Regions from separate parts of the Homo sapiens genome. Here region 1 is linked to region 2. Evidence: chromatin loops called from intact Hi-C (ENCODE). Cell type or tissue: ascending aorta. All regions are shown on one strand. Each heading gives the region's core, and the rest is flanking DNA. Links, peaks and the distances in the headings are about the cores only. Region 1 overlaps ZNF366 (zinc finger protein 366). Region 2 overlaps MAP1B (microtubule associated protein 1B).

Region 1 (16,238 bases), core at 4,164-9,163, 290 kb after region 2:
CATTATGTGAGGAGATGGACTTTATATCAAGTGGCATTTTATTTTGAACTTAGAAAAATATGCATCTTATTACAATTTACCTTCAGTATAACAAGTCCATTGGACCTCCACGTCAGATTTTGAACCATTCATTTCTAAATTATTTGCTACCTCCTTAATCCAGGCCAGTATTATCTCTCAGAGATTATGGAAACTGCCTTTTGATGGTCTTCTAGCATCATCCTGGCTTTCTTCCAACCCTATCCACTATAGTCAGAATGAGCTTTCAAAAACTGAATCTCATTATTTCACCTCCTTGCTCAATGGCTTTCCATGTTAGCCTCACCTTGCCGCACACACCCTCTCCTGCTGTGCTCTACCACACCGTCTTAAGGGGTGAAGAGAGGCAATTGACTCAATCTTGTATGTATACACTCTTGCAAAACCACTGCTGAGGATTTTAAATATTGTCCTGACTTGGATAACCTGCCATTCCAAGTGAAACTGTTTTCTTCGCTAGACTTGCCACAGGTTGGAAGGGAAGCTGTCCTTCAGCAATGATAAATGACACAACAACAGTCTGTGCAGGTGGAAGATGATGAATAGATTTTACCTTATCTATCCCCTCATTTGACACAAGGTTGATACCAGTTTCCTAGAAGAAGAAACAAAATTATTTGCCAGAATGCTTAATATAATGAATTGTTAAACTGGCCATACTTTATATATATATATATATATATCTCCCAGGACCTTTGCATCTGCTGTCTGCTCTATCTGGAATGCTCTTCTCTCTTTCCCTGGCCTGTTTCTTCTATACTTCAGTTCTCAAATTAAATTTCACTTCCTCAGATAGGCAATTCTTCACCATTTTACTTAAAGTAGGCATTCACTATTATTCTCTGTCTAGGGTAGAGCATGTGGATAGACATATGAGAGTGAACACAGAGTATGAAAATCTTTATATCACATGTTAATACACATCATTAGATAGCATCTACCATGGAGTAGACATTAAATAACCTGGCAGACAAAAATGACCTCACCAGTTGACTTCAGCCACCCCAGTGCTGGAGCAAAGAACATGTGAACAAAGTAGCCACATTGGCAGACATTACACACGGGTCCAACAGCAAGAACTGCATTTACAAAGGCTGATCTAGCTACTACCACTGCTGGATATCCAACATGCCAACCATGAGGACTGGTGATGGGTTTCCAGTATGACACCACTGCTCAAGAAAACCAATCAGTCACTTGGTAAGATGTTGACTCTAATGAGCTCCTTTCATCCTGAGGGGCCAGTGGTTCCTCATTACAGGCATAGACACATACTCTGGGTATATGTTTGCTTTTCTGCTCATGGGAACTTAGCCAGCACTACTATGCAAGGGATGGGGTTATGGAATGCTTGCTATGTTGGCATAGAATCCTATATAACATCGCATCAAGCCATGGCCTTCAGCTTATAGTAACTGAGGTTAGAAATGAGCCCTGGCCACAGGATCTACTGATCATATCAAATATGCACCACCCAGAAGTGGCTAGCTCCCTACAGTGCTTCTTGGAGGCAATACTCTGGAAGGATGGGGTGCCACCCTCTGGTATATAATTGAATCAAAGACTTTTATGTGCTGCTATGTCCTAATAGAAAGACTGCATAGGTCCAGGGACCAGGAGAGGAAGTGGGAGTGGCCCCGCTTGCCATCACTCCCAATAACACTCTGGGGTGATTGGCGGGTTGCAGGGGGTGGTGGTGTTGTACTTCTTATCATGTAACTCTGGGCTCTGCAGGGTTAGAAACTCCCATTCTCAAAGATGGTACACTTTCACCTTGGAACATAGCAAGAGTATCATTAAATTATAAGCCACAGCTGCCACCTGGACACTTTTATTCCTTGCCTCCAGGGTACAGAAGACAAGGAGAAGACAATCACCATCTTGGCAGAGGTAATTGACCTGATCATCAGGAGGAAGTAGGGCTGTTGTTACAGTGGGTCAGGAAGTATAGTATTGAACCCAACGACCTACTTAGGCTCATTTTGATACTTCCTGGCCCACTTGTGATGTTAAATGAACAGGCACAGCAACCTTATTCCGCAAAAGGCATATGTCAAATAGCATATGAGCTGCTGTAACGAAACACCATAGACTGGGTGGCTAAAACAACAAACATCTATTTCTCACAATTCTGGAGGCTGGGAAGTGCACATCAAGATGCAGGCAGATTCAATGTCTGGTGAGGGCTCTGTTCCTGGTTTGCAGAGAGCTGCCTTGCTACATCCTCACATGGGAGAGAGAGAGAAGGCCTAGTCTCCTCCTCTTCGTCTAAGGGCACTAATCACATCATGAGGGCCCCATACATAACTTAAATCCAAACCTAAGTGCCTCCCAAAGACCCTACCTCCAAACACCATCACATTGGGGATTATGGTTTCAAGATATGAATTTTGGAGGGACACAAATATTCAGTCCATAGTAGCATGGTGACAAGGGCTCAGACCTCTTGCAGATGAGAACCTGGATGAAATCACTAGGAAAACCACCAAGACTGCCAGAGGTGGTATCTGATGGTGAGGGGAGTCTAGACTGGGTAATGGAGAAAGAGAAAATGAGTATCAGTTTTGGTCCCTAGATTCATTGCAGCTGTGGGGGCTGAAATTTGTGGTCACCTTCTCTTCTAAGTTTTCAATCGAGAAGAGAAGCCCACTGGAACCTGCAGGAGATGCTTCATGAATATGCATGAATAAGTGGACTGGGGTGAGGCAGAGATGAGTCACCTAGTCTCTCTTCAAGGAAGCACTTGCACCTGAGCTATGAGAGTGCAGTTGGCAGACAGCCTCCACCTGCCAGCTCCTTCGGGGTCTGCCTCAGTTGCAGAGAGTCACACCTTTCCTGGGGAAGCCCACATCTGGTGACTGAGCCAGGCAGGGGTGTAGAGGAATGGACATTTCGGTTCAAATTGGCACAACTCTGATGGGCAACATTTGCCCCAGAGCTGCCCACCATGCTGGCTGAGGCTTTGTCAGGGCTGCACTGCAGGTTGCTTTCTTCCTCTGCTCAATCTTTCTTTCCTCTTCCCTCTTTTTACTGGTGTTCATCCTTAATAAGTAGCTTCCATCCAAATTTGTCTCAGCATCTGCTTCCAGAGAACCCAACAGGCTATAGGCTATATGCTTTGCCTGCTACAGACAAAGGAGAAACTTGCTAACTAGGTAATTTGGGGCATATACATACATATGCGACTATGTAAACCACCTGGCACAGTGTGCTTGGTATATCACAGTGTTCAATATGTGCTGCAGTTTTGCTGTTTTAAAGGGAAGCTCCCCAAGAATGGACAGTCCCCCATGCTGACACAACTTTGTGAGGTTTCTGCTGAGGACAGGAAGCTGAGTGCTCAGTCTTCTGGCCACATTGTTGACAATCGCAGTACCTAATTCTTTTTTTTTTTTTTTTTTTTTTTTTTTACGGAATCTCGCTCTGTAGCTAGGCTGGAGTGCAGTGGCGCGATCTCAGCTCACTGCAACCTCTGCCTCCCAGGTTCAAGCAATTCTCCTGCCTCAGCCTCCCGAGTAGTTGGGACTGCAGGCACGCACCACCACGCCCAGCTAATTTTTGTATTTTTAGTAGAGACAAGGTTTCACCATGTTGGCCAGGATGGTCTCGATCTCTTGACCTTGTGATCTGCCTACCTAAGCCTCCCAGAGTGCTGGGATTACAGGCGTGAGCCACTGTGCCCGACCTTGCAGTGCCTAATTCTTAACTCAGCATCACTGTGAGCCCAGCACATTCCAAGTGTCTTGCATGTTTTAAGTCATTTCAACAACCCAGTGAAAAAGGTAGAGTTCCTAGTCCCATCTCACAGATAAGGAAATGAGGTGCAAAGTGGTTCATGAACTGGTCTGAGGTCCCAAAGATTGGAAGTGGGAGAGCTGGGCTTTGAACACAGGCCACCTGGGAGCAGAATTTGGGCTTTTGCTTATAGCGTCTACTGCCTCTTTGTTGAACTTTATTTTACAAAGAATGTGAGGCAGAATGAGACAATCCTGCCTTCACCTCCCACTTGCCTGTGACATCCTTCCAGAATAATTTTTTTTCTGAATAGGAAAGGGCAACAGGATGAGGAAGATGTCACCTTCCTGCAGATAGATTGAAATTCATTCTTCTCTTTCTGAAGCCTGAGAGAGGGAGAATCCAACACACTTGTATCCCTGGGGCTGAGGAGTCAAGCACTGGGAACCACCCTGGCCGAGGGTATAATGGAAGGAGTGAGATGTTGACAATGTCAGCTTCCTTGCAAAATTTCAGTTATCTGCAAATAATTAACTCAGCTTTTTCAACATGTCTTTATTTGCTTAAATTAACAAAATATAGGTTACATGCTCTTTTCAGGTAAACTGCTTTTTCAGTGAAGCAGAAAGCAATATTCACAACTTGGGCTGCTATATACTTAGAGTTTTAGTTTTTAAATAGCAAGCCAGAGTTCTGTACAAAATCAACATTTGGTGTAATGTTGTCCAAATATGCGAAGGATTTCAAACGTTAGCTCTGTTATATTTTGTTCCAGCAAAGCAGACAAAGATCATAATTCAAAACACCATGTTAATATTTTATTAAATGCGTTCAGGGCTTAATAAATACAGTATGCACATTGAGCTTTCTCATGCAACTACTCATATACAAATATACCAGTTACTCTTGTGGGTTTATGAAAGGTCAGCCTTAGTCTCATGGCCGGTGGGGAGTCAAATTTTTAAAAAGAGAGACAGAAAGAGGAATTGAAAGGTAACATGAGGAGTAATCATAGGAAAGAATAAAAAGAATAAAAGAAAAATATGCCACTTTGCTGGTCCATTGATTTGTTCAAAGTGACAGTGGTCAAAAGGCTGGAAAGCATTTGGTAGTGACCTATTTTCAGAGTCTCACAATATGATATTCTGGTTTTGGAATGCTGGTAATCTTGGAAGGCTTCATCCCTTAGTTCTCTGAGATGGCCCACATGGACTCTCCTTCAAGGCTTGCCTTCTGGTTCATCAGCTCATTAGGCAAGGCTGGCCAACCCTTCCCTTAACTCTGTGCTCTTGCATAAAGTGTCCATGTAATTTCTCACCCAAACTGGAATACTTTTGAGAATTAAGGTGACACTTGAATAATTATCCTGGGACAACAGGTCTAAACCACGATCATCCCAGGCAAACCAGGATGTTGGTCACTCAACAGCATACAAAACCAATGTTTTAGCATTGGTGCTCAGGTTAATGCTGTATTAACCATCAGGTTAGATCTAATTAAGTGTCTTATGCCCAGAGTCAACAACTAAAAACAGGCCCTGGAATACACTCCATAACAAATTGTTTTTATTTCTCCTAGACCTTTTTACTGCCTCCAAATAAAATTTTACTTAGAATGCTAATGTATAAATCAGATGGAACTTGAGCTGCTTGGAGTGAGGTGGGTGTGGGAGTTGAGAGCTTCTCCTCCCCTTACCACTCTTCAGAGGCCTAAAGATGACCTCTGGCTTCTCAAAACACAATCTGAAAACCACCATTCTAGACCATACTCTCTCTGTCTCAACATTAACTGGTCCCTCAAACATTCCCATGAGGTTTGTTTTGGTTGGAAAGGACTAGAGCCTGTTACTCTAGAATTTCCTGGTTTCCATTCCAGCCAGGCATACTCAGAACCAAACGGCATTCTACAGGACGTGTGGTCAAACACAGCACATAGTAGGTCCTCAACACATGGCCGCAGTGTGAATAAATGTGTAACCAGACCCCAAGAGCTGGAAGCCTCCCAGGCCACACTGCCAGCATCCTGGGCAATTTCATCAGAGGCACTGATGAGCTATATTAATACTGAATGGAAGGGACTTGCCCCTCTGAGGACTTGGAATGGGTTTTTGACCCAGAGTTGTGCTTGTAACCACAGAAACCCACAGTCTTCTCTTCACAATCTCCGTTGCAGGTGCCCTTACCTCAGGACATAGTACTCTTAGCACTTCATGGTGGTGGGGAGGCTGACAGGAGAAGCTTTAGGCAAGGTGGCAGGGGAAATGGGTCAGAGATGGACACAACACATGGGTGAGTGATGACAACCAGGTGGGGCTAATGGGGCAGCACCTTGGCCTACAGAAAAGGCCAGCCCCCAGCAGTTGGAGATGGACATGTCTTCTAAAGGAATGTACTGGGAAATCTGGGATAGGATGAAGCACAATAATAACCAGTACCTAGCTCTACAAATACGAGTCAAAACTACCAAACAAGAAGTTTTTACATAAACAGACACAGTACCAGAGGGTTATTGCTATGGGCAGTCACACGTACACGACACCCAGTCAGTATTGCTTTTCTCAGTGCCAGTGCCTAAGTAAGTCTGACCTGCTGGGCCCATCCCACCCAATAGAGTCATTTCCACTCACTGGCATCATGGTTCAAGCATCTGGGAAGAAATAATGAGTCACCATAGGCCAGTCATGCATTTTTTAAACATAGTAAGTGACCATAAACATCACAGGCATCATCTTCTAGTATAATGTAAAAAGTGTGTATCTATATATAGACTGTGTGTGTCCGCTCATAAGGCTCTTACAGACAGGTAAGAAAGCCTAAGTCAGCAGTATGATTGTGAGGTCTCCTATTCTCAACCTTAAAGAGTCTGAGGCTAGGAACAGAAATACTTATGAAGTCTCTGGGAAGTGTCCTGGAAGCCACAGAAATGGTGAGTTCTATTTTAGTCCCCTCAATCTTCTCAATCTTGGCTGCACATAAGAATTGCCAGGAGCAATTTGGAAAATTTCAGTCCTAGGGCTCCACTCCAGATCAATTAAATCAGAATCTTAATGGGTAAGGCCTTGGTTTGGTGGTTTTTTTTTAAAGGTCACCCCAGATGCTTCTAATGTACAGCCAGCACTGAAAACACAGTCCAGAGTCTTCTTTACTAATGATTTGCTGTCAACTATTCTAGTACCCCAAATAAGTCAGAGCTTAGATTTCTGGGAGAATTCTCTGAGGTCACCCCCCCAGCTCTAGCTCTGAGGAGAAAGCCCCCTGGTCACTGGTGACAAGTCTTCCTGCATCTGTCCTTTTTTTTTTTTTTTTTTTTTTGAGGCAGAGTCTCACTCTGTCACCCAGGCTGTAGTGCAGTAGCGTGATCTCAGCTCAGCTCACTGCAATCTCCACTGCCTGGGTTCAAACGATTCTCCTGCTTCAGCCTCCCGAGTAGCTGGAACTACAGGCTCCTGCCATCATGCCTGGCTAATTTTTGTATTTTTAGTAGAGAAGGGGTTTTGCCACGTTGGCCAGGTTGGTCTCAAACTCCTGACCTCAAGTGATCTGCCTGCCTCGGCCTCCCAAAGTGCTGGGATTACAGGCGTGAGCCTCTGCGCCCGGCCCCTGCATCTGTCTTATGGGGCATGAGGCCTCAGAGCAAGACAGCAATGGTCTCCAGGAGGGAGCCGTGCTCGAGAAGTGAGGGTTTGTCTGAGGAGCCAGGGCCCCAAACATCATCATATCATCTGAAAAATAATGCTCCAAATGCTCAATCTGATGAAGACAGCCGACACAGAACAAGAGAATCTAAGTATTCTAGGTCACCAGTTTCCCTTAGTCAAAATTATTCTTCTCCTGAAATTTTACCTTATATCTGCAGCAACTACTGGAGAGCATTCTCTTCAATAGCTCATCCTCCTGTGCCATTTCTGACATTTTTGGTTATAGAATAAAGGCTATTTTTATATATATGACGACTAATATTTTCATCTATATGGAAAATATTATAACCTTCACAAATTCACCTAAATAGTTATTAATAAGGTGACACCTCAAGCACCATATTTTTGCAATTAGAAATTTACCATGTATTGCATATGAATCAAAGGAAAGTAGAATTTCTAAAAGCACCTCAGCATCAGCTTACAATTAGATATCTGGAAGAATACTCACAGTTTATTATACTGGCAATGCATAAAACGCCACTGATGAAGACCCTGCACATGTGTGAAGGGTATCAAGGGCCCCGTGAATGACCTGAGAAGGCTTTCCATTACCTACATCCCTGCTCATTTAGTCTAAGCCATTTGTAGAGATTGGTACTATTCGCCAGTCTCCAGAAAATGACAGTTCATGCAGAAAGCTATATTTGAACTGCCTCCTTCTCATTTTCCAAATGTAATTTTAAAACTGTCCACTTAGATACCTAAAAGCACTGCTTGTTTTTCCATTTTCCTCTCCAGTAATTCTTTCAAACTCTCATCTCTGTGCTTGAAGTATAAGTAATCAGAAAAAGAGGGGCCCCGCCGGGTACTCTGAAAAGCCCTGAGACTGAGACACTCATCTCTGCCGGCACAGTCTCTCTCCTGGCCGCCCTCTGCCCCAAGGTCACCCTTGCTCCTCTTCTCCCATTCTCCCTTGGATGCATCCTCCTTCTCCTCCTTGCAGGCTTCCTCCAGCACCTCGGGGGCGTGCTCCGACTTGGTGGACAGATCCTCGGGTGTGCAGAGCTGCTGGCTCTGGGGGGCCAGGCCAGGGCTGTAGGGCTCCACCTCGTAGCAGTTATCCTCCTCTTCCTCCTCGTGGCAGTGGCTGCCCTGGGCACTCTCCCCGTCTGACTGGAACACCGGCACCTTGGCCCGGCGCTTCTGAGAGAGGTCAAAGGGCTCCTCCTGCTCCAGACTCCTCAGGACACCGGCTGTCTGTGCCAGGGCGATTCTCCCCCTTCCCAGACCTGCAAGAGCAGAGTAAGAATTCATGCACCTGAGGAAATGCTGTGGAAATGGGACCTTGAGGAAGGGGAGCAGCCCGGGGCCGTTTAATGTATTCCGATGCGTATTTTAAAAATAGATCATTCCCAGTAAGGATGTGGTCTTGGGAGGCTTGTAACAGACAGTGTCCAAATCGGTTTAATCCCTTTAAGGTGAATTTGGCAACATGCACCAAAAGCTTTAAAAATAAGCTTTGACTTAGCAATTATGCTACTGAGAATTTAAACTGAAAAAATAGGCAGGCAGGTGCACAAAACACTGTGTGGATGCATATCACCATATTTTTTTTTTATCACAGTCAAACAATGAAAAAACTTTGTATTTAATAATAGGAGTTTGGTTAAATAAATAATGATATATCCATATAGCAAATTATGCATAGGGGATGTAGAGACCTACTAATGATCACAAAAAGATATTTGCTATGTATTTTAAGTAAAAACAAAAATATATGTAAGTATGTGTGTGTGTATTTATTTATAGTGCAGACCTGATTTTATCTAGCTAGCCATTTCTATTAAAAAATATTTGGAAGGAGGGATGTCAAAATCTTAAATTAATGAACACTCTCTTTTCACTTTTAATGTATTATTGTTTTATTTTTTACCATGAGCATATGTTTTATCATAAACAAAAGTAAATCAATAATAAAGCCATTTTCATCTTGAACAAAACAAAGAGAACCTATTTGGGGCAGCAGACACCACCCCTGACTGTGGCCCCTTTGCCAACAGCCTACTCATAGACAGGGTAGAGATGGCATGAAGAGGTCCTCTGAGGAGCTCACACAGCCCCTGTGTCTGACCTCCAGTGTCCCTGCTGTTGGGCACAGTGATTCAAGGAGGCCTCACTTTTGCCTTCAGTTTGCAGGGCTGTAGGGATGGGCTTTTCAGCATGGCAGTTTCATTTGATCCTGTCTTTAAGGCTTTGACCTTTGATGAGCCAATAGTCAGGCCTCCAGGGATGGGCGGGACACTGAGGAGGAGCAACAGGAAGGGAGGGGTCCTGGGGTGCAGCCAGACCAGGCTTCTGGGAGGGGGTGAAAAAAGAAGGGTAGGGGCGATGATGTCCAATTTTGTTCACTTTTTGATGCTGTCAGGCAATGAAGCTGTCTGTATCTTTAATCCTGTCAGGGGACAGGAAAGATCTTTTTAATGATTTTTGAGCCATTTCAAAAGCTAGAGTGAAAAATAAAAGCTAATACCCTTTGTAGATGAAAACACTGAGATTGTTGAAAGTCTGTTAAAATTTTTCAAAGCAACCCTCTGATAGTTATTTTTCCAGAACAACAGAGCTGTTAGGTGTCTTTTAGGATTTGAGCAGCAGTGTGGGGTAAATCATGGCGACCAGGTCATGCTTTCAGTTGGAGTGTGGTCTCCTCACTGACTTGTATGTCTCCCGTCCTGATGACAGAGCAAACCTCACCGCTTCCGGAAAAATCCAGGTCTAGCTTGGGGAAGTGGCTCAGGCAACTAGAGATTCAGTGAATAATTCAGGGGAAAAACTTTTGCAGGAAAAATAAAATTGTTTTTGTTTTAACTACAATTTTTTTCAGGGCTTTTGCACAAACTCCAGCCCTTTTTTTGTGACCACAGCTCCCTGTTATCCAGGAGTCACTAGAAACTCAGCGGGTACTGTAAAAAACCTGAAAGCTACAATCATTTTGTTTCACACTGTGTGTGCATATGTCTATCTGTTTATGAATATGCTTGTCCACTCCACCATCTCTTTTGTAAGGAGGTGAGTGAAACAGCACATAAACAAATCACCCCATGTTTCTGCCTAGGGTAGTGAGCACTGGCTTGATTCAGAAATTGGGCTGGAATCCCAGTTCTGTCTTCAGACTTGCTGTTTGACCTTGAGCAGTTTATCTAACACCTCTAGGCCTTGGTCTCCTCTTATATAAAATGAGAATAACACAGTCTCTTTCACGGCATTGTAGGGCCAAGCAATAATGTCCCTAAGGTGTCTCACCCTGTGCTTTGATCATACTAGTGACCGAAAAGCTGTTAATATGATTTTGCAAACACAGACATCCTAGAGGGCAGATGGTCTCCTTCCCCTAGTATCTGCCGCTGCGTGTAGTTCACTGCTTTGGACACAAGTGCATTTATTGCCTGTTTATTGAAGGGCTGGTTGATTAGACGATTAAGGAGCAACCCTGCTGAATTGAGTAGATCTGGAACATAAACTCTTCACTGCCAAGGGCTCTGGGACTGAGAAGGTAAAGGCAGTGAGAACTTTTCATTAGTTCAGTGAGGATTCAGTGGGGGAGGTGTAAACCCCTGCTCTGCATATGGGCCAATCAGCCCTACCTACCAAGCAGGAAAATTGTCCTTGGGTGTGTCTGATTGTGAACAAGTAGGAAAGACCTAGCCTGCTACCAACATACTTCTGCTAACAGTAAGGCTTGCACATCTGTTTTCTAAAAAGGAAAGAAAAATTGCGTGCCCATTCACAGCAAAGTCATGAAGAGGATACAATAAAGGCTGCACAGTCAGAAAGGCCTAGGTTCAAATCTTGACTCTGCCACTTTTCAGCAGAGCAACTTTGGGCAAATTGATCTCTTGAAGCCTTCATTCCCCCGCTGTAAAATAGAAATAATAGAAGTTCTTCCAGCTTGGAGTTGCCATGAATATTAGCGACAAGCCACCTGATGTAGTGTCTGGAACAAAGGAACAAATAATGGTACCGACTGGCATCATGATGATAGTCCAATTTACTCTAATTCACTTGTACTTACTATGTCAGAAATTAGCATCAGATTTTTTCTAGTAACATTATAAGGTTACTCTTGCTACTCTGCTGTGGTCTTGACAAGAATAACCCTCAAGGTAATGCCCCATAAAACGAATTCAGCTCCCATTTGTTGTCCACTGGACTGACTTGCAGGGCTTCCCAGAAGAGTGATTACCTTGGGAATGAAGGCCCCGCTCCATGACTCCATGCTTGACTTTCATGTGGCGTGTCAGGTTCCCCTTCAGGGTGAATTTGCTTGGGCAATAGAGGCACTTGAAGGGTTTGCTGTCTGAGTGCAGGTGCATGTGGCCCATCAGGTTGTGCATCCGGTTGAATTCCTTCCCACAAAGCTGTTGAAGATGGGGATGAGAACACAGGTTACTCTGCCCGAGTGAAGCCCCATCCAGGCCCCTGGAGCACAGATACCGTTTCTACTTTGTTTGGACATTGACATTTTAATCTGCTTGCAAGGAAAATGTCCATAAGGAAATCAGGAAGGAGCCTCAGAGGTGGAGCAAGTAGGGGTAGATTCATGAGATTTGTTCCTGGATTTCAGAGATCTTTAAATTCAAAGTAAAAATATCAAAGCTTGTAAAGCTTCTTTTGAATAAAAGCTTTTGAAAAGGAGAAGAGCTGATCTAAAAAGCAGTGGCTACAAGTGTTCCTCCTTTAATAATAAGAATGTGATTATGTGTTTAATATTTATGCAGCATTTGCAATATGGAAGGCATTGTTCTAAGTCTACCATGGAATATCTTATTTAATTCTCACACCAATCATATGAGATGGTTGCTATTACCACCCCCATTTTACAGACGCACAATCTGAGGACTTACGTCACTTGGCCGAGGCATACAAGTGGTGGGTGCTGAAGCTGGGTTAATGAACTCAGGCCATCAGATGCCAGAGAACACATGGTCAACCACCAGACCATACTGTGCGTCTCCCAACACAACTCTTCTGTATCAGGCAGAAGAGAATAAAAGAGTACACTGTATTCTTATATACAATGTATTATTATAATACACTGTATTATTGTATACAATGTATCAGACAATGCTTTTTAAGTTGCTTTATTTTCTAATTACTGGCATGGATTTCAAAGATAAAAAAATGAAAAATCATCTAAGGAAGGAGTGTGTCTTTTCTCTGGGTAGAAATTTGAAGTAGTGAGAGTAGTATCTCAGGTGTACAGGAAGTAAGCATGTTTTATACTCTTTCTTTCTTTCTCGTCATTCTCTCTATTTCAATCAAAGTGCAAATACATGAAGGACAACTGGTTCTCCAACTGCTTTTGGAAGAGGAGCAGAACTTTCTTCTCACAGGTGATTTTGTATATGCAGAAAGCGCAACCCAGAAGCAGACTTCTCTGGGGGTGCTTTTGTTGTCCCCAAGCCTTACTAGAACAGGACAATTTCAGCCCTTCCTTGGCTGTGGCAGGAGGAATGCAAACAGTGATTTTGTGTCTGTGATTGGACAAGAATGTTAAGGGAGGAGAATTCTCCTTCCCTCCCCAACCTCAGAGGCCAGTGGAGCTGGGGCTGCACTATGTAGTGAGAGAGGCCACAGAGACACTCAGGGTGAGGCATCCTCTGAGGCTTACACCAGTTTTCCTTTCTCACTGAGATATATTTTTAGGGCCAATGCTGGGGATTCTGGACTAATTTTTATTAATGAAGGCAATAATTTCATTAGTTGGCTATGGGAGATGAGTGTTGAGCTCGTCTTGAAAGAGTAGATAGACCTCTCAAATGATGATTTGGGGAGTTTAGCGTAGAAGAATGCTGGGTCCATGTATGGATAATAAATGGCTGGTTCTGTATTCTTGAATGATTCATGTTTGAGAATTGTAAGTACTTTCCTCACTTTTGCTCTCTCTTACTAGCATGAATGAATTTGGCCTACAGGGTGGGGTTCCAAGCTCAGCATCCAGACAGAGCACCTGCACACCACATTCATTTGAAAATGGTGACCTAAGAGGGGAAAAGGATGACAGAATTGGTCTAATTCCAACTTTCTCAAGAAAAGCAATATGTAAGATAGATGACTCTTTTATTCTCAATTGAGATAATTTATTAAGATGTATCAATCTGTGGCTCAGCATGCACATGTATAAAAGTTCTATTAGAGTTGTATTTATTAGCTTAATTTGCCCACTTCTCCACCATCATGGCTGAAAGGTTTTTTTTTTTTTTTGAGATGGAGTCTCGCTCTGTTGTCAAGGCTGGAGTGCAGTGGTGCCACCTTGGCTCACTGCAGCCTCCACTTCCCAGGTTCAAGTGATTCTCGTGCCTCAGCCTGCCAAGTAGCTGGGACTACAGGCGCCTGGCTAATTTTTGTATTTTTAGTAGAGATGGGGATCTCTGGCCATGTTGGCCAGGCCGGTCCCAAACTCCTGACCTCAAGTGATCCATCCGCCTCAGCCTCCCAAAGTGCTGGGATTACAGGGGTAAGCCACCATGCCAGGCCAAAAAGAAGCTTTGAACCTAGAGATTCTACATTAGGGATTTCCAGTCACGGGTCATTTTTAGAAAAAGCTTACCTCATTTGGATTGTGGGATGGTTCCTGGTTATTTGGAGTGAAGCTGCTGTTACAATTGCTGAGTATAACCAGTATTTGGTTCAGATATGTTCTCACTCAGGAGACTGCAACATGCATTAAAGCTTTGCCTGCTTTTTTATTTATTATCTGCCTAGTATTGGCGTGACACATCATAGTTCCTCAGTAAGCATCTGCTGAGTGAGGAAAGGGGTGGGAAACATAGCCACGGAAGAATTGATCAAAGGAAAAGCCATGAGTGGTTAAGGACAAGGCATGTAGCGGGAGAGAAGCTGAAGGCCAGAAGATCAATTAGGCTACTGCACTAGTCCAGGCATGAACGGGGTCTGGTGGTCCTATAGGCCAGAAAGAGGTCATTGAAAAGAAGTGACAAGCACCTTCTGCACTTGGCTCGCATGATGAGAGAAATTCTTTCAGTTATTATCTGTGGTTGCTGAAGCCTTAGAAACTGAACTGGTCTGAGAAGGTTTTGGAAAGGGGATGGAATTTTAGCCTAACTGTGAAAAATGTGTAGAGTGCAGTTTGTTGTACACAAAGATAAAGTCTCTTCATAAGATATTTTCAGACACTTCAGTCAACCTTACACCACAAGTAAGGTAACTACTATTGTGACAATGATCAAATTCTTGTTGCTGCCACACCTTCTGGGACCTTGGGGTACTGTAGACCTTGCAATTCACCTGCCCCAAGGTCCCATCTATTTCCCTTCCCCAACTCCATGCACAGGGGTGAGCGCCTGGTAAAATGGTGTCTGGGCTCTAAACAGCATCCCAGGGAGTCTCCAATGAGCTGACTTCCTTTTCTTTGCAGCCAACTCAGTATCAAGCACAGGACTACACATATGGTACACTTCTGAATGCCTAAGTCTTTGGTTGGGGAAATAAACAAGTCAGAGAAATATCATTACTTCATGCAAAATTCTAAAAAGCAGCCATCACCAGCTCTCATCCTTTTCCCACAAAACCTATTAGTTTTCAAACTAAACTCCTCAGTGGCAGAAGGATAGAGCCAATTAACACAGGACCTGAGATACTCGGGCTCCATTCACACCTGGGCGGTAGGTACTTAGCTTCTTCCTCTCAGCCTCTGACCTTCCACCAAGCCTTTAGGTTCTTATCCAGAACACTTGGCCTTCTCATCTTTCACAGAAGATTGTCCTCATCTGAAAACACCCAAGTGTATGGAGATATTTTATGTCTGTGAAACTCAAGAGAGAAACCTCTCACACACTGTTAGTAAAGAGAGGCCAGAGAAAGAGGATGGGGCCAGTGAATCACAGTGCTCTTGGGTGGAGCCTGAGATGTGAGCCCCAAGCAGAATTGTCACACTAGGGGATGGGAGTTAGACGAGAGGGAGGAGGAATGGATAGGAAGGACCACCAAATCTCTAGGTTCTTCTCCAGAGAAAAGCAGCCATTGAAGTCAAGGTCTCCTTAAATCATGTGATGTGAAGCTAAGAGTGTGCCCAAGCAGGACCTGCTGAATCATCTCTGCCAAGGTCTGTGGAGATGAAAATAGGAGTGGATGTTGGTTCAGGAAGCCGCTGGAGTGGTGAGGACTCTGATCTCATTGCGCAGGTGCGCATCTCCACCAGCGTGCCCCCGCTTGACCTCTCGGTCACTCCAAGGAACACCGTCAGTGTGTCTTGACATGAAATCTCAGCTTCTCCATCCACCCGCTTTTTAAGATGGAGGTAGACTTCAAAATTTAATAAAAAATGGAAAAAAATATTTTAAAGTGCCCTTTAAACGTGGGTTGCATGGGTTATTAGGCTTTGAGATGTCAGAGTAGTGAGAGGAGGTGTAGACACAGAAGGACAGAGAGCTTGCTCCATTTTCTCTTCTGTATAATGTTGATAATAGTCATTGTTTCCTATGAAGGTTGTTGTGAGGATCAAGTGAGATAATTCACAAGAAGGACTTGGCAAATAGTAAGAGCTCAATAAATATTAGCTCTTTTTACTATCATTATGGTGTATATAGTAGATTCTTTTACATTCCAGAAATGGAAAGCTCTTTGAAGATGAGGGGAATATTAAAGGAAGAGCCAAATGAGGAATCTGCTTAGTAAATATACCCACCAGGCTACTTGGAGTGTAGTAGAAATGCAAGCGGTTGTGCCTGCCCCAGGTCTAGGAAATGAGGATGGAAAAAGAGGCTTCATCCAAGGTTCAGGGCTGGGAGAGGGCCGAGTTATTTGG
Region 2 (16,238 bases), core at 4,444-9,443:
CATTCTTGGCCCAGCTTCATAGTTCATTCTCCAAAAATAAGATTTTCTAGTTGTTGTGTGAAATCCATAGTGAAAAGTCTGATTGCATAGGTGTCCATATGCTGGAGTTCTAATCATAGATTCTTCTGTTGTGTTCTCTTGTGTGTGTGTGAGTGTGTGCGTGAGTGTGTGCAGTTGCTATAGAAAGACAAATACCAACTAAGTGTAGAAACATCTTTGCACGTATCATAGAGAAGCTGTATAATTTTATCAGGATTCCCAGAGAAGAAAATGTGAAATGTTAGTCCCAATAATTTAGTAACAAAAGAATACACTGCCGTGTTGAGATGCCAAATAGAAAAGATAATATTTAGTGCAATCCAAGTGGCAAACAAATACATTTCCTTTTTAGGGCTATGGGGTGAGGCAGTACAGTGAGGCCTTGTTTAAGTACCCTCAACAGAATCCAGCCTTTTAAAAACCAATTCAAGGTCATCATTATGAACGTCATCCACAATTGAATTATGTCTTTATATTTGCAGTGTCTTCTTGGAGAGGACGTATCGGTTTGCCACCAGACAGAATGATGCCAGCTCTGGTTTTTTAATTCATATGTCTTTTAAAAAACATATCTGTCTTGGTATCCTCCCTCGATATCACACTGCCAGTAGTTTTTTTCTAAACTACCTTCAGTGTGCTTGTTTCTAAGTACTCTTCTATGTTAGTTCCCCAGGGCTGCCATAACAAAGTATCATCAACTGGGTGGCGTAAGTAACAGAAATGTATTGTCTCACATTCCAAGAGGCCGAAGGCTGGTTCCTTCTGGGGGTACTGAGGGAGAATCTGTTCCATACCTTTCTCCTCATTTCTAGTGATTTCTGCCATCCTCCCTCCTTAGCCTCCCAAGTAGCTAGAACCACAGGTGTGCACCATCATGCCCAGCTAATTTATTTATTTTTTTTGTAAAGACAAGGTCTTGTTTTGTTGCCTAGGTAGGTCTTGAACTCCTAGGCTCAATACTTGGCGTACTTGGCTTGTAGATGTATCATTCCATTATCTACCTCCAGTGTCACGTGGCGTGTTCTCCCTGTTTGTCTCTGTGTTTTCTCTTCTTATTCAGTCATTGAATAAGATTCCCACCCTAATCCAGTGTGACCTCATTTTAACTAATGACTTCTATAAAGACCCTTTTTCCAAATGAGGTCACATTCTGAGGTTTCCACGTGGACATTTGTGGGGAATACTGTTCAATCTAGTACACCTTCCTTCTATGTTGTTGTTCTGAATCTGCTGTGGATTGGAAAATCTAGTCACTAAGCTTGTTAGACCTCCTCTCTAAAGAAGAAAAAGAGAGAGAGAGACTTGATCCCGAATCTTCCCTAAGGAGTCTTCCGTCGTATAAAGTCTTTGAGCTGTAAGTGCTTTGACTTAGTGGTATCTATTTTGCCTGCTCAGAGGCTTTCCCTCGCTCTACCTTTTAATGTTTTTTTACTGAATTCAAAGCTAAATTTTAAGTTTTCTTTTCAGAGACAGGATGGTGCAGGGATGCGATCATGGCTCACTGCAGCCTTGAACTCCTGGGCTCAAGAGATCCTCCCTCCTTAGCCTACAAAGTAGCTAGGACCACAGGTGTCCACCATCACGCCCAGCTAATTTTTTAATTTTTTTGTAGAGACGAGGTCTTGCTATGTTTCCCAGGCCGGTCTTGAACTCCTAGCCTCAAGCGATCCCCCCACCTCAGCTTCCCAAAAGTACTAGGATTACAGGCATGAGCCACCATGCCAGGCCCACGCTGAATTTCTCACAGCTGATGCTGCTGGATAAAGAACTTCTGACACATGAAGTGTTACGCTTGGGTCTTTTAAACAGTTTTTTAGAGTGTTGGGGAGAAAATTAGCTAAGTAATGCTTCTGAGAGGTAGTCTAGGCCATGACTAGAAAGGCATGAGAAGAGGCTGCGTGGGAGAGGTACTAGAATGCACTCCTTCTTATAACTGAAACACAGATCCTTCTCTTCCCCTGGCCATCTGAGTTGTAGGAGACTGTTGTTGCTTGTGTGAGATTCTAGAGGGCCCCATCCCTGCCTATCTCTGGTGCTGCCTGTGAATTATACTCTGTTTTGGTGAAAATCACGCTCTGTCCAGCTGTGGGGAGCACTGTCTGGGACAAATTCCCTTCTCAGTTCAGTTTGTTAATAGTTTTTAAGAACTACCTTTGTGCAGATTTGTTCCCTGGACTGTTGAAAGGGAGGGCACTAGTCTTTAAAGACAGTGATAGAAACCCTAGTGGAAAATGCTCACCAACACAGTATGAAATGATAGAAAGATACTATTGGGAATTTGGGATCTCTGGCTTCAACCTTTTTATTTCTCTGCCAAAAGAAAATACGAAACCTCAGAGGAACACAAAGAAAGAGAATGATATTAAGCACAGAATGATTTTAATCTTTGGCAGCAACCCATATGCTTAAAAAAAAAAAAGAGGGAACCGTGTTTCCATTGTCATGCACCTGTCATTACACTGAATGAGTTCTTTTTCTCTCTTGATGGATGGTGGTCTTAAAAGCTTGCTGTTTTTCATTAGCAAAGTGAAATGGGGTGCCAGTGCTAATGCTTTGTCATTCTGATGGAGAATAATACATGAATCAGTGTAATTATTCAGTGTTTGCATAATCAGCAAGATTTTGAAGGGGAATGTTGCACAACTCAGAAGTGGCCTAATTTCACCTGACAATATTCCATTCAGACTCCAAGCATCTCCTTCAAGAAGCAGTGAAGTGTTGGTGGATTTCCTTAAGGCCCCATACAATGATGATGGGAAATTGAGTTGTCCTAAATCACTAGTTAATTATGATATGCCCAGCGGTCACTTGGAGGTTCTTGCTCTAGATCTCAGTTTATATTCATCCCTATTGTTTTAGAAATGTCATTTATTTATCATGCATGAAGCATGACATATTGTTCCACGTGGGTTCAGTAACGAACCACCAGCCAAATCCATTAAATTTCATTGAGGAGTGAAGTAAGACCCAGAAATGTGGGCAATTTGAGAGGAATCCCCCCAGGATGGCTCAAGTTGGATAAAGAGATAGGTCAAAGAAGAGACGCATTGGGAGTGATTTTGGAAAGCTAGGTAATTTTAATTTACACTCTTTTTTTAAAGAGAGTCTCTTTTACAAGAAAGTAGCCTATTAGTTGAGATGTTTTAGGGACCTTTGCAATGCCAGTTGGAAGGAGGGAGACTGAATTTTTTATTAACTCTTTTAAATCAATTTATTCCAGCCCAGCATGACACCAGAACCAAAAAATCTGAACAATGCCCCAGGGCTGGATCTTACAGTGACCCAGCTCATCTAATTTGGACTAGATTGCTTTTTTCATTAAAGCTAAAAATAATGTCAGGCAGGCCACCTTTCTAGTGATTTCTGTGGGTGAATCATGTCCTATGGAGGAGGCCTTGCCTTTCTCAGACGTAGCCAGTGCCATTTGAGTCCGGGTTTGCTCCCCTTTTCTCTGTGAAGCCAGCCTGCGTTGATCTTCATGAGGGGAGTGAACAATAATCGTAGATAACGTTTACTAAATGCTTCCCATGTGCCAGGTGCTGCTCTAAGCACTTTCTGTGTATGCGCCAATGTAATCCTCATAGCCTTCCAAGAGGGAGGCCCTATTATTATCCTCATGCCACCACGAGGAACCTGAGGCACAGCATGGTTAAACAGCATGCCCAAGGTCACACAGCCAGTGAGTAATGGAGATGGGGTTCAGATCCCAGCAATCTGGTCCTCAGAGCTTACTGCTCAATTCTGAAGACCCTCAAATACCACTGGGAAGTTCTTTAACTCAGGAACTTCTGTTTTCCAAGGCAGGACTCCTAAGAACCTTATAGGCTTGAGGCAAATGCATTCCATGTACAGGAAGTATGTGCTTTTGACACATAGCATCAGCCTCTTTCTGGGGCAACTGAAAACTTTTTCAAAAGCAGCACCTCCTTGGCTATGGGATGCAAGGATACTGTCATTCACGTCTGATGGAAAAATACATTTTATCCAAATCTTCTTTTTTTTTTTTTTTTTTGAGACAGATCTTGTTCTGTGGCCCAGGCTGGAGTGCAGTGGCATGATCTTGGCTCACTGCAACCTCTGACTCCCAGGTTCAAGCAATTCTCCTGCCTCAGCCTCCCAAGTAGCTGGGACTAAGGGACTACAGGCCTGCGCCACCACGACTGGCTAATTTTTGTATTTTTAGTAGAGACAAGGTTTCACCGTGTTGGCTAGGCTGGTCTCGAACTCCTGACCTCAAGTGATCCACTCACCTCGGCCTCCCAAAGTGCTGGGATTACAGGCGTGAGCCACTGTTTCTGGCCCAAAATCTTCTTAAAAAACAAAAGAAAATGGCAAAGCCTAGAACCAAGATGTCACCTTTCTCGGTAAAGCTGAATCAGAAAGGCCCATCTTTGTTGCTGGGGCAATATCTTGAAGGTTACCTGTGCCTCATCACTTGCTCTGTAACTATTTGTATTCCAGGTAATATGCGTCACTGGATGAATCCTTTTTAGTGATTAAAAAAAAAAAGAAAGGGGTCTCTACCCTTATGGGGTAGTGAGACATTAAGCAGATAATCACAAAATGCAGAGAAAGAAAGGCAAGCCCCTGGCATAGATGCTTGGTCCCTGGAAGCCCAGGGCAAGGCCTGCGAGGACACGCCCCAGCTGTGCATCTGCTGGGTGATCAATTGGCCAGTATTCCTGTGCCCTCCCAGGGACTACCCATCCTCTCCTCCAGTACAGACAGAAGGTGAGTGGTGTGCTGATGGCCAGCTGGGAGGGAGGTCTTGAGAGACATGTCAGGGGAAAAAATTGGTTACTATTTGATGGAGTGGGCTTGGTGGTTTGTTGCCTGGGAAACTTGCTGACTATAAAATGAACCAGAGGAGGATCCAGTTTGCTGTCTGCACTGACAGATTTACAGACAGGAAAACAAAGCCTTCTTACCGGATCCAAGTTAACATGAAAATTAAAAGGAGTCTATGCAAAGCGGAGTTCAGGACAGTGGTTTCTAAAGTTTCTTTTACTTACACAGGAAAGAAAATCACCCAAACTAGGTGAATGGTAAGTTTCTCTAAATGTCAGAACAATCGATTATAAGGCATTACTCAGTTTATAGCCAATTATCTACATTGATTAAGTATAAATTTCATGATAGTTATGAGAGATATTAAGATTTTAAAAATGGAAATTATTTTATAAAATACTTTTAAAAACCCATCTTTTGCACTGCACTTATGGAACCAAAGAACAGCTTAGTCAAGCCACTTCTGAAACTGTCTTCCATGAAAATTTCACCCTGAGGCTGCACAGGGCTCCTTAACATCCCCTCTCCTTCCTGTCTTCTGAGAATTAGGGGAACAGTCCCTCAGCCCCTCTGTTCATGGAGACCAGCTGAGACCCACAGAAGGGCCCATACCCAGGGAGATCTTTGCTGAGAGCATCTAGGAAATCAGCCACCTGTCCTTGATGTTACCCTGCCAGTTTTGAATATCCTTCTTTTCAAATTAATTGCAGAAAGACCAGGCTAGCTAAAACATTCATCAGAACCACTTGGTAGGGCAGGGGTTGCACTTATGAATGTACAGTTTTCAGAGGGTCTTCCAGGGTAGGACCTGGGAATCTGCATTTTGAACAAGCTCACAAGATGATTCTTCTGTTCATCAGACTTGGAGAGCCACTGCCCTAGGACGTGGATCCACTTGCCACGCACCGAGGAGATGTTGAGGTGGGAAAAGGAAACAGGAACGGGAAGGAGGTGTGTTTGCAGTAATGCAGGAGAAGACTCCTTGCTCTTTAATGCTCTTCGAAATAGCCCAGACCATGTGTTTGGACTGTGTACAAAGGGAGCAGCCACACTGTGGTGTGCTCAGGGAGAGGAGTTAGGAGATGGCAGCCTAACTCTCCAACTTGGAGCATTCACATGGCTGATCTTTCTCCTTGAACTTACTGAGGTTCTTCCCTACTCATTTCACTTAGCTAAGAATTACTACTCCCTCTTCAGGACCCAGCCTTCCCCTTCACCTGGATTAATTTAGGTCCCCTGTTATGTACCCTGCAGCTTGTGATTATCTGCTTACTACCTCACCCTCCATGAGAGTAGAGACCATGTCTTATTCATTGCTGTATCCACCAGCACCTAGCACAATGCTGGCACATAGTGGCTGCCCATTAAAGATTATCTTATTTTTAAAAAAATTGAATATAGTACTCTCATGTAAATCCCTGCACAGTTTTCTGCTCTTTCTAGATTTTAGAAAACTACTAGTTTGGTGCAAAAGTAATTGCCGTTTTTGCCATTTAATGTAGTAGACCACCTCTGAGGTCTTAAGCCTCATTGTTCCCTCAAACTAACTTGGAAAGAAATTTCCTGTTTCTAACTAAATGATTTATTCCCTTTCGGGAAAATGTACTAATTAAGCCTGTTTAAACTTAGGAGGGGCGGTAAGCAAAATCTCGTTTTTCTTTTTCCACAATAGACATTTGTTTCACTGTATGGTCTCATCATCTATCAGATGAGGACTGAATTTTATAAGACACGTTTGGTGATTTGTTGGCTTTATTGAAAAGATCACTAGCTCATTAGTAAGACTCTGGCCCAGCCTTCTAAGGCTGGAGAAGAACTTGATTTTTAAACAGTTTGTTGAGCGTCTCCAGGACACCCTCTGGACAGAGTCTGTTTGCTCAGTGGGGATACTGCTATCCTCTTCTGTCACCCCTCTGTGCTTTTATTCAGAACCATAGAGATAGTGGGCTGATGGGTTGGAAGAGAAAATGGGACGGGGATGAGGGCAGGAGGTGAGGGCAAAAGGGAAGAACTTCTCTTCATTTTCTACTTCCAGATACACCCTATATCCAGGAGGGAGGAAGTGGGACAAATGAAATAGAAATAAGAATTTAAGTGTATTCCTCAAAGCTGGCTTCTCTATGCATATTTGGTTTTTCTTCCTGAATATTGATGTAGCCACTTGAGTGCGCCACTGGGAGGAAAATCCTTAGCAGGATTAAGTTTATTTTAGGATTTGGCTGTGTGTATGTGTCTGAGTGGGTATATCATGTGGGATCTCATTTTCCAGAATAAGAGCTAGGCCTAGGCCATTTCCGCATCTTTTACATACCTAGGTTTTTACCCATTTTTTGAAATTGGGCTGATATTAAGTCCCATTTAGCTTTTACAAAAATAAATATGTTGACTTGGTGTGCAATATAAACAGAATGGCCCATTTAAAACAGCACCATAGTTTCCTAGGTCTTGATATCTGCTATTTTTACTTTATTAGATATGAATTACTGACTCAGAATCCATTTAATATTTTATACCGTTATTACTCAGAAAACCTAATTTGCATTCTTGTCTCTCATGTTTTAAATTTTTCTCTGGTGGTAACTGGCATGTATTAATATTTTAAGCATCACCGACTGGCTGCAAGCCGAAATGACCCCAAACATTCTGGAACTACCTGTTCTGCCTAATTTGCCAGTGAGGGATAACTTAAGCCCAGAGAGGGCTGCATATAGGACAGATTTTTTCCTTAAGCACCCATAACTTTCTTTTTTAACTTTTATTTTAAGTTCAGGGTACAAATGCAGGTTTGTTACATAGGTAAATGTGTGTCATGGGGGTTTGTTGTACAGATTATTTCATCACCCAGGTGTTAAGCCTAGTACCCATTAGTTATTTTTCCTGATCCTCTGCCTCCTCCCACCCTCCACCCTCCGATAGGCCCCAGTGCGTGTTGTTCCCCTCGATGTGTCCATGTATTTTCATCATTTAGCTCCCACTTGTAAGTGAGAACATACAGTATTTGGTGTTCTGTTCCTGCATTAGTTTGCTAAGGATAATGGCCTCCAGCTCCATCCATGTCCCTGCAAAGGACATGATCTCACTCTTTTTTATGAAGCAGCCATAATTTTCTTGCATCCTAATAGTGCAGCAGTTGGTGTCTGGGTAGGTCAGCTGTGGAGGTGATGCACAGCAGAGTTAGCGGGCAGCTGTTGAGTGCCATGTTTACAAAGCTTTGGATAAATGGGGGTGTCTTGGTCCATTTTGTGTTGCTATAAAGGAATACCTGAGGCTGGATTGTTTATGTAAAAAAAGAGGGGGTTTGGCTCATGGATCTGCAGGCTGTACAAGAAGCCTGGCGTTGGCATCTGCTTGGCTTCTGGTGGGGGCTTTTGTGTTTCATCAAGACATGGAGGCAAAGGTCAAAGTGAAAGTGGGCATATTTGAAGAGGGACCAAACAGAAGGAAGAATCTTGCTTTATAACAACCCACTCTCCTGGGAACTAATCCCATCTTGCCAGAACCAGGACAAACTCACTTCATGAGAACAGCACCAAGCCATTCATGAGGGATCTGCCCCCATGACCCAGACCCCTCCCACTAGGCCTCACCTCAGACACCCTCACATTGGGGATCAAATTTCAACATGAGATTTGGCAAGAACAAACAAGTCATGTCCAAAGCATTGCAGTGGGGAAGTCATTGATCATAGAACATAAAGTGAAGAAAACAGGACCAAAATATTGTGTTTCCACTGTGCCCTCAACTATGTAAAAAAATGGCTATGTGGAAAAAGTACTGGAAGGAAACATGGTCAAAGATGAACAAGGATGATTGTCTCTGGGTAAAGTGATTAGACACCTCTGCTTGCTGCTTCTTCATTTGTGGCATCCATATTGTCCACAATGGGTGTGGATTTGTTTTCATAATTTTTTAGAGGGTTTTAAAGAAAAACTGTCTCTGTGAGACTGAAATAGGTGTGGTCCCAAACTGGCAGTGCTGAGCTGGGCTCACCCAGGGGCCAGCCTCTCTCTCTGTGTTTTTTACAGTTCCCTCCCTGTTCTTTAGATAGTAAATAATCATTGTGTCATCACTGGGTTGTGTTTTTAATCACTTTTGACATTTCACAGTGATTCCTTTTTCTAAACACATTTTTATTTTTAGATAACTTTAGATTTACAGACCAGTTGCAGAGATAGTACAGAGAGTTCTTGTTTCCCCTTCACCCTGCTTCCCCTACTGTTAGCAACTTACATAACCGTGCTACTTTTTATCAAAACTAAGAAATTAACATCCTGTTAGTTAAACTACATGGCAGATTTTTTCCTGATCTCTCCAGGTTTTCCACTGAATGTCCTTTTACCATGCCATGATCCAATGCGGTATCCCACATTGTATTTAGATTGTGGTTCTTTCTAAAGGTGCACACCAGAACAGCATTCTAGCAGGGTGTGTTCCTAAATTATCCTATCTATGGATATGTTTTTTTTTACGTAAAAAGTAGATGTTTTTTTCCTCCAGGAGTGGAGAGAGGGACACAGTGAAGCAATTGGCCTCTAGCTCTTTGAAATAAATGGGATTCCTTGTTCTGCAAAACCTGGGGTCGGACCCCGTTCACTCCCCTTCCTACCCTGAGCATTATGTGGACTGACACCAGGTCTGTGAAGGAAAAACTGAAGAATAAAGAAAGCATTTGGAAAATCCCATGGTTGTTTTATTTTATTTTATTTTATTAGACAGAGTCTCACTCTGTCACTCAGGCTGGAGTGCAGTGGCGCAATCTCGGCCCACTGCAACCTCCACCTCCTGGGTTCAAGCAATTCTCCTGCCTCAGCCTCCTGAGTAGCTGGGATTATAGGCACCCGCCAACACGCGCAGCCAGTTTCTGTATTTTTAGTAGAGATGGGGTTTTACTATGTTGGCCAGGATAGTCTTGAACTCCTGACCTCGAGTGATTCACCCAGAATGCTGGGATTACAGGCATGAGCCACCGTGCCTGGCCCCATGGTATTTTTATAGCATTTCTTATAAATCAACCAAGTTTCTTGAAAACAATAATTTTTGTTCAGAAGTACTGTTGTGAGTGAGGAGAACATTGTGCAGCTCAGCCTGTGGACATACAGTGGCTGCAGCGTGGGCCCCAGGCTGCTCTCATGCTCGCTGGGCCTGCTGGGTCTGCTGGGCCTGCTGGAACAGGAAGCAGCAACGCAATTCCACCAGAGGAACCACAGGGAAACCAAGGCTGACTGAAGTCTGAGAAGAAAGCCTGTCTAGAGTCACAGGAGTGAAAATAAGAAAACAAAATTTAGTCAGGAAATTGCACCATGGAAATGTCTGGCGTCAGGTTCTATAAATTCCGACCCGACTATAGTCAAGTATTTGCCGAGCCACCTCGTGTTTGCTTCAGATCTGTGTTTGCTGCTTCTTTTTGCACAGATTTGTCTTTTGTTTCCTTCCCATTAAAAACAGGAGGCAGCGGGTTAGCTGTGCTGGGTTACACAGCAGCAGATGGTGTTGCCCACCATGGGCAGAGATCTCACATGAGAGAGCGGGGAGGGAGGGTGGACATGTCACACCCATGCCATTTTCCTGCTGGAAACTCTACCTCACACATGCAGGGACCACAATGGATTTGACAAGAACCACTCATATAAAGGCAGAAAGTCTTTTAATTACATAAAATCTGAAACTATGTGTTAGAAGCAGTGGTCTCTTGCCATTTCTGTGGATACCCATCTTCCATATAGTCTTACTCAAAGTTAATTGAAGACAAGCAGAAGTGAGGCCTGGAGTCAGTGTGGGGGTGATTTGTAATGACAAGTTGGAATTGAATCCTGGTGGGACATCACAGAGCTGGGTGATATGTGGCGTGTGGTGGTGGTGGTGGTGGTGAAGAAGACGGGTTCTTAAGAATACAAACCCTTGAACATGTCAGATTTAGTCTACTTTCCCTTCTTGATTCTCTGGGTTCCCCTTCTGTTAGTCTTCAATCAAGTCCTTTTTGGAAAGATTCCTTTCCCTTTGTTTAGAGAACATTGGTCAACTTTGAATAACAAATGAGAATAGAAATGACAAAAACGTCTCCAGGTCTCAGCTGTGGGACCTTATGAGCAGTGTTGCACAAAGACATTCCCCCCAAAGCCTGCTACTGTTACTTTTAGGATGTTCATTTAAAAAAAAAATCTCTTTTCCCTAGGTCGGGAAGATGACCTTCACCATATAATTTCGGACTAAAATCTGCAGATTGTAACCATAGTTAGGAGGCAGTTCTTCATTAAAATACCCTGCATTTAATCTTTCACATATTGTACAAAAGTAAAACCAAAACAAAATAATACTGAATGGTAAAGTAATATTATTTTTTTATTTTGCTAAAATTCCATGGGGTGTTCATTTTCTTTATGACTCGTCTCTTATTCCTAGCTCATTCTCGTGTGTCTATCACAGTGAAGTTGCTGTAGACACCCTCAGATTTCTAGAAATAGTATCTGAAGTGTTCCCAGAGGGAATAGGATTTAGGGCCAAGGAATTAGGATGGTCCCACTCTGTGCCCATGTATAATGCCACACAGACTGAGTGACTTTCCTCCAAATGGATATCGGGCTGGCATATTTTGGGACCTATTGAATGTTTTTGGTCCCATTCCAGTTTACTGTTAACAGCCTCATCTATTTGTGAACAGACACAGGAGTAGTATCTATATGACACAAAGGGATGTTTGACAACTTTTAGCTAATTTGGCCACTACAGATGGCCATGGGCAGGTGAGAGCCAGAACAAAGTGTTGGAGCACTGAGGTTTATCATTCAGCGGTCCCCGGCTTCCTGCCCAGCTGAGCTCATGACCTTTGCCAACCAGAGTTTTCCTGAATAAACAAACACAGGTCCCCTACCAGATGGAGAGGTGCTTAATAGAACCAGGCTGCCAGGCCTAGCAATTGTGCCACTAGTTGTGACCAGGCTTGGGAAATTTAGAAGCTGTGTCTTGTTTGCTGGGGCCTCTTTCCCCAGATCTGCTAGTTCTGGAGATTCCAGTAGGCACTGAGCATCTCACTGGTTCCTCTGTGTGCATTTTTCCTTGTGCTGTGAACCAGCATCCTGGTAATTCCTGTTAATCTCTGCACTTCTTCAGAGTGTCTTCTAAACCAGGAATCCTTTATCTGGGGAACTTTTACCCTGATAAATGCTGGTGCACTGCAAATTATTGAATGTCATTAGGGTGCCCCAGAAGCTAGATTATTCTAGACTCCAGATTGAACAATGGCTTATGTATTTTTCTGAGGAGGGCATATCCTGCGAAGGGAAGCCCAGACGTTCTGGTGAGTTGGAGGTGCATTGTTACCGTGTCCTTACACACTGTGTCCATTCACTGGTTTAGCACTTGATTGTAACAGCATATATTATTTTCTAAACTTTTTATCTACAAAATCTCGCCTCATCAACAAAATTGTTAAACTCCTCAAGAGTAGTGATCCTATGTTTGGTACATTTTGCTCCCCCCAGAGTACTGTATAGCAAAGAGCTAACTGGTGAAATGGCTTAAATTATAGGTCAAGGAGCTGGGATTTAATCCTGAGGGAACTGAGGAGCCATTGGTGGTTCCTGAGCTATGGACCAACTTAATAAAAACAGTAATTGAGAATGTGATTCATCGAGACTGTGTTGGCACAAAAATGGAGGTTATAGTTTTATGTATTCCCGTCCCTGGAAGTTTCTGATAGTTATACTAACAATAAGAATATGTGACAGATTAAATGAAAAATATAGCAGGATGTTTAAGTCTACACAAAGGTAAGGTCCTTCATTGTGACAATATGCAGTTTTGCACATACAACCATATTTGGAGCCTGTCTACACCATGTTCCCAGCATCAGTGGAGTCAGGAGAGTGGTGATGTTCTGACTGGTAGGGGCTGTTTTTGAAATATTTTCTAAAATCTCTTCATTTGTTAACAGTTTCCTCTCTAGTCTTGAGTAGCCTTTCTGTAGAAAATCTGAAAGCGTACAAGAGGTAATTGATTGATTGATTTTCTTTTCTTTTTTTTTTTTTTTTTTGAGACGGAGTCTCACTCTGTTGCCCAGGCTGGAGTACAGTGGCGCAATCTCATCTTAGTGCAATCTCTGCCTTTCAGGTTCAAGCGATTCTCCTGCCTTAGCCTCCCAAGTAGCTGGGATTACAGGGGCCTGCCACCATGCCTGGCTAATTTTTGTATTTTTAGTAGAGACAGGGTTTTACCACATTGGTCAGGTTGGTCTTGAACTCCTGACCTCAGGTGATCCACCCGCCTTGGCCTCCCAAAGTGATGGGATTACAGGTGTGAGCCACTGCGCCCAGCTTGATTTTCATTTTGAACATGCATATGGCCCCCCAAGCTTGCATCCCTGCCCTCTCTTCCTGCTTCTCACCTCCTCTCCTTCAGAAACACTGGTTTTCCTTTATGGCACCCACCACCACACTTGCTACTCCTGGCTGCCACTGCATGAAGGCAACAGGAAAGCCCAGCCTGGTACCCTACACCTGTGTACCAACCACCTCTGCTCCTCAACCTCACTTCCTTATGTACTGAATTTCTTAAGCCCTCTCTTGGGATAAACATTAAAGGTAGCAGCAAAAAATAGAAACCTGTCTGACTAAGTGAGCAAGAAGACGATAGGCGAAAGCAGGAAATTTTTTAATCTCATCCTCTTAAAACGTAAACAAAAACAAGGCAACTTGAAAATGAAATAGCATGGCCACAAAATAAGAGCTATGGTGTGCAAACTGAGCAGTAAAAGCATAAGATATGATAGAGATGCTTAAGGACAGTAGAAAGATGAGCTATCCACTTCTGACCTCAGATTTCATGGACGTTTGTGATAACTCAGATTCGGACAGTGCTTTCCAATGCAGTTCCCATATGTTACCCCATTTAAATCTCAGAGCAACCCTGAGATAAGAATTGTCGTTGTTCCCATTTTGCAAACCAGGACTTGGTAAGATTTAGGGACTCAAACATGATTCTTCTGGTTCCAGCTTCTGTTGCCGTGCACAATATGGGAAGCAGTGTTTCCTCTGACCCACACAGGGACACAGAGCAAGACCAAAGTACCCCAGAGGTCCAACTGAGTATCAGAGCAGAAAAGAGCTCTCAAGAGTAGCCAGTCCAAACTCACTCCCCATTCCCCACTGCCCTTTTACAGATGAGGAAACAGACTCACAAAGACCTTGTAAGTCACGAGTCAGAACTGAGTAGTAGCATCATTACGGGCTGGAAGATGTTAAACCTTCCCAGTTCCTAATCCTTGTAGGTTTATTTGTAGAAGGCAATAAATTATAAGTCAGCTCCTCACAGCAGCCCAAGTGGCCAGTGACCAGCACTTAGTCAGTGCTTAGAAAATGTGTGTTAAACAGATGGAGGAATGATTCACTGACTTTAATTGTAACCGTATGCAAATCAGTGCATTTCTTTTATATCTGTCTTGACCTACTTTTCCTACCCAAAGATGTTGTTTTTCACTCAGTTTGGAATGAGAGGGTAATGTTTGTAGAAATCCCAAGACAATCAGCTGAGAGGCCCTGTAAGTGCATAAAGTACCATTAGTGGTATTATTGAGTTGCTTTTCTATGGTACTGTGGGTTAATCAAAGGCCTTTGTCATTGTTGTTTTAAACACAAATCTCCAATTTATTATTTAGTTCGTTGCTTTTATTAACTTATTTGAAATGCAAATAGCAGCAAACACAGGTCAACAGCTGCAGCTGTGGGATGCAGCCAGTGAGAGCCAAGGGACAAGATGGAGATGGGATTCCCGGGGACAGGGAGCCATGGGCTTCCCCACCCTCCCTGGGGACTGACTGGGGAGGACACCTTTGATTACAGGGATCGGGGAGGGTCTCAGGGGCAAGTGGGCAGCAGAATCTAAAAGGAATGATTGATCTCAGTCCCTGGAAGTGGAGAAAAATGACTAGACAGCCTGTACCTTCCTGATAAGTTTCCCCTAATAGATTCTTGCTGTAAAAGCAAAGCCCAAAACCTTCCAGTAATTGCTTCTGGACTGTGGGAAATGACAGTGCTGAAGGAAATAATACAGGCAAAGCAGTTTCAGTAATGCCTTGCACATAGAAAGCAGTTACTAAATGCTAGCCTTTATCACTCTTTCTTGCTCTGTCACCCAGGCTGGAATGCAATGGCACGATCTTGGCTCACTGCAACCTCAGCCTCCCGGGTCCAAGCGATTCTCCTGCCTCAGCCTCCCAAGTAGCTGGGATTACAGGCATCTGCTACTACACCTGGCTAATTTTTTTTTTTTTTTTTTTTTGAGATGGAGTCTCGCGTTCGCCCAGGCTGGAGTGCAGTGGCACGATCTCAGCTCACTGCAGGCTCCGCCCCCCGGGGTTCACGCCATTCTCCTGCCTCAGCCTCCCGAGTAGCTGGGACTTCAGGTGCCTGCCACCTCGCCCGGCTAATTTTTTGTATTTTTAGTAGAGATGGGGTTTCACTATATTGTCCAGGGTGGTCTCGAAATCCTGACCTTGTGATCCGCTCACCTCAGCCTCCCAAAGTGCTGGGATTATAGGCATAAGCCACCGTGCCTGGCCTATCCCCCGATTCTTATGATAGCCCTTGTAATCTGATGTATTAGTAAGAGATAGTGGGAAACTCTAAACGATGCAAACCTAAATGAACCTTAAATCTTGTCTCACTTCATACAACGATTTAGGTGATTAAAGCAGTTGGAGAAAAGAAAGAGGAGAGGTGTTTGGGAAAATGTGAATGGATTCCTTTAAACACAGCACAAGGGAGCTGCCCTATGGTTGAAGGGGAAGGAAGTTTTCAATGGTGTTTGAATTATGTGATTTGAGTATGACTAATTTGGAGAGGACCACTGATGTATTGATTGGTAAAGTAATGACAACTTGAAATTTTGGTGATTTCCTAATGAGACCCAAATCCTGGGCTCAGTGGAAATGAATATGGAAGGCGACAGGTAGGATTGATGTAATAAAAAGCTGGTGCCCTTATTGTTCTAAGACTCGTATGTGGTGAGGCAGTTTGGGTATAAGTGCTCATGGGCAGAAGACATTTGAATGGAGCATAACTAGAGACAAGAATCTGGGCCCAGAGAGGTTTTATGTAAATGCATATAATTTGATGTTGAAAGGGTTCACTTATGCAGAAAGTTAGAGATTTGGGCAACATGGCCTAATCACTAGTGATTATAGCAACACCCATTTCTTGAGTATCCACATGCCAGGCTTCTTACCTGTAAGACCTCACTTAATCCTCACAACAGCCATATGGGGTGTGAGTACTGTTATTCCCATGTACGATTGAGGAACCTGAGGGTCAGAGAGATTAAATAATCAGCCCAAGGTCATAGTTAGCAAGTTGTAGGGCTGGGATTTGAACTTATGTTTGCCAGTCTCCAAAGCCTCTTTCAGAGCCTCTAGAAGAGAA

What was found. Peaks named below come from ENCODE experiments on the same cell type or tissue, not always from the same donor. Only the 100,000 strongest peaks of a DNase experiment are listed, where the experiment ranks them.
Region 1: a loop joins it to region 2, with 2.1 times the contacts of the local background. A loop is called at or near these places in 1 of 110 quality-filtered maps.

What each region holds. Positions count from the first base shown.
Region 1 is chr5:72,435,589-72,451,826 of GRCh38, forward strand. ZNF366 (zinc finger protein 366) reads right to left here. Exons shown (of 5, transcript NM_152625.3): 4 at 11,655-11,829; 5 at 4,315-8,703. The coding sequence ends at 8,168. Among named protein-coding and RNA genes, the nearest start is that of ZNF366, 64 kb to the right of the region's middle. RefSeq lists a silencer at 2,697-2,786. In ascending aorta, for the core only: no CTCF peak of the experiment used is centred there; DNase peaks (open chromatin) are centred at 5,724 and 6,363; H3K27ac peaks cover 3,486 bases.
Region 2 is chr5:72,142,929-72,159,166 of GRCh38, forward strand. All of the region lies in intron 2 of MAP1B (microtubule associated protein 1B), which reads left to right. Among named protein-coding and RNA genes, the nearest start is that of MIR4803, 18 kb to the right of the region's middle. RefSeq lists an enhancer at 15,182-15,681. In ascending aorta, for the core only: a CTCF peak has its summit at 6,988; a DNase peak (open chromatin) is centred at 8,396; H3K4me3 peaks cover 832 bases; H3K27ac peaks cover 5,000 bases.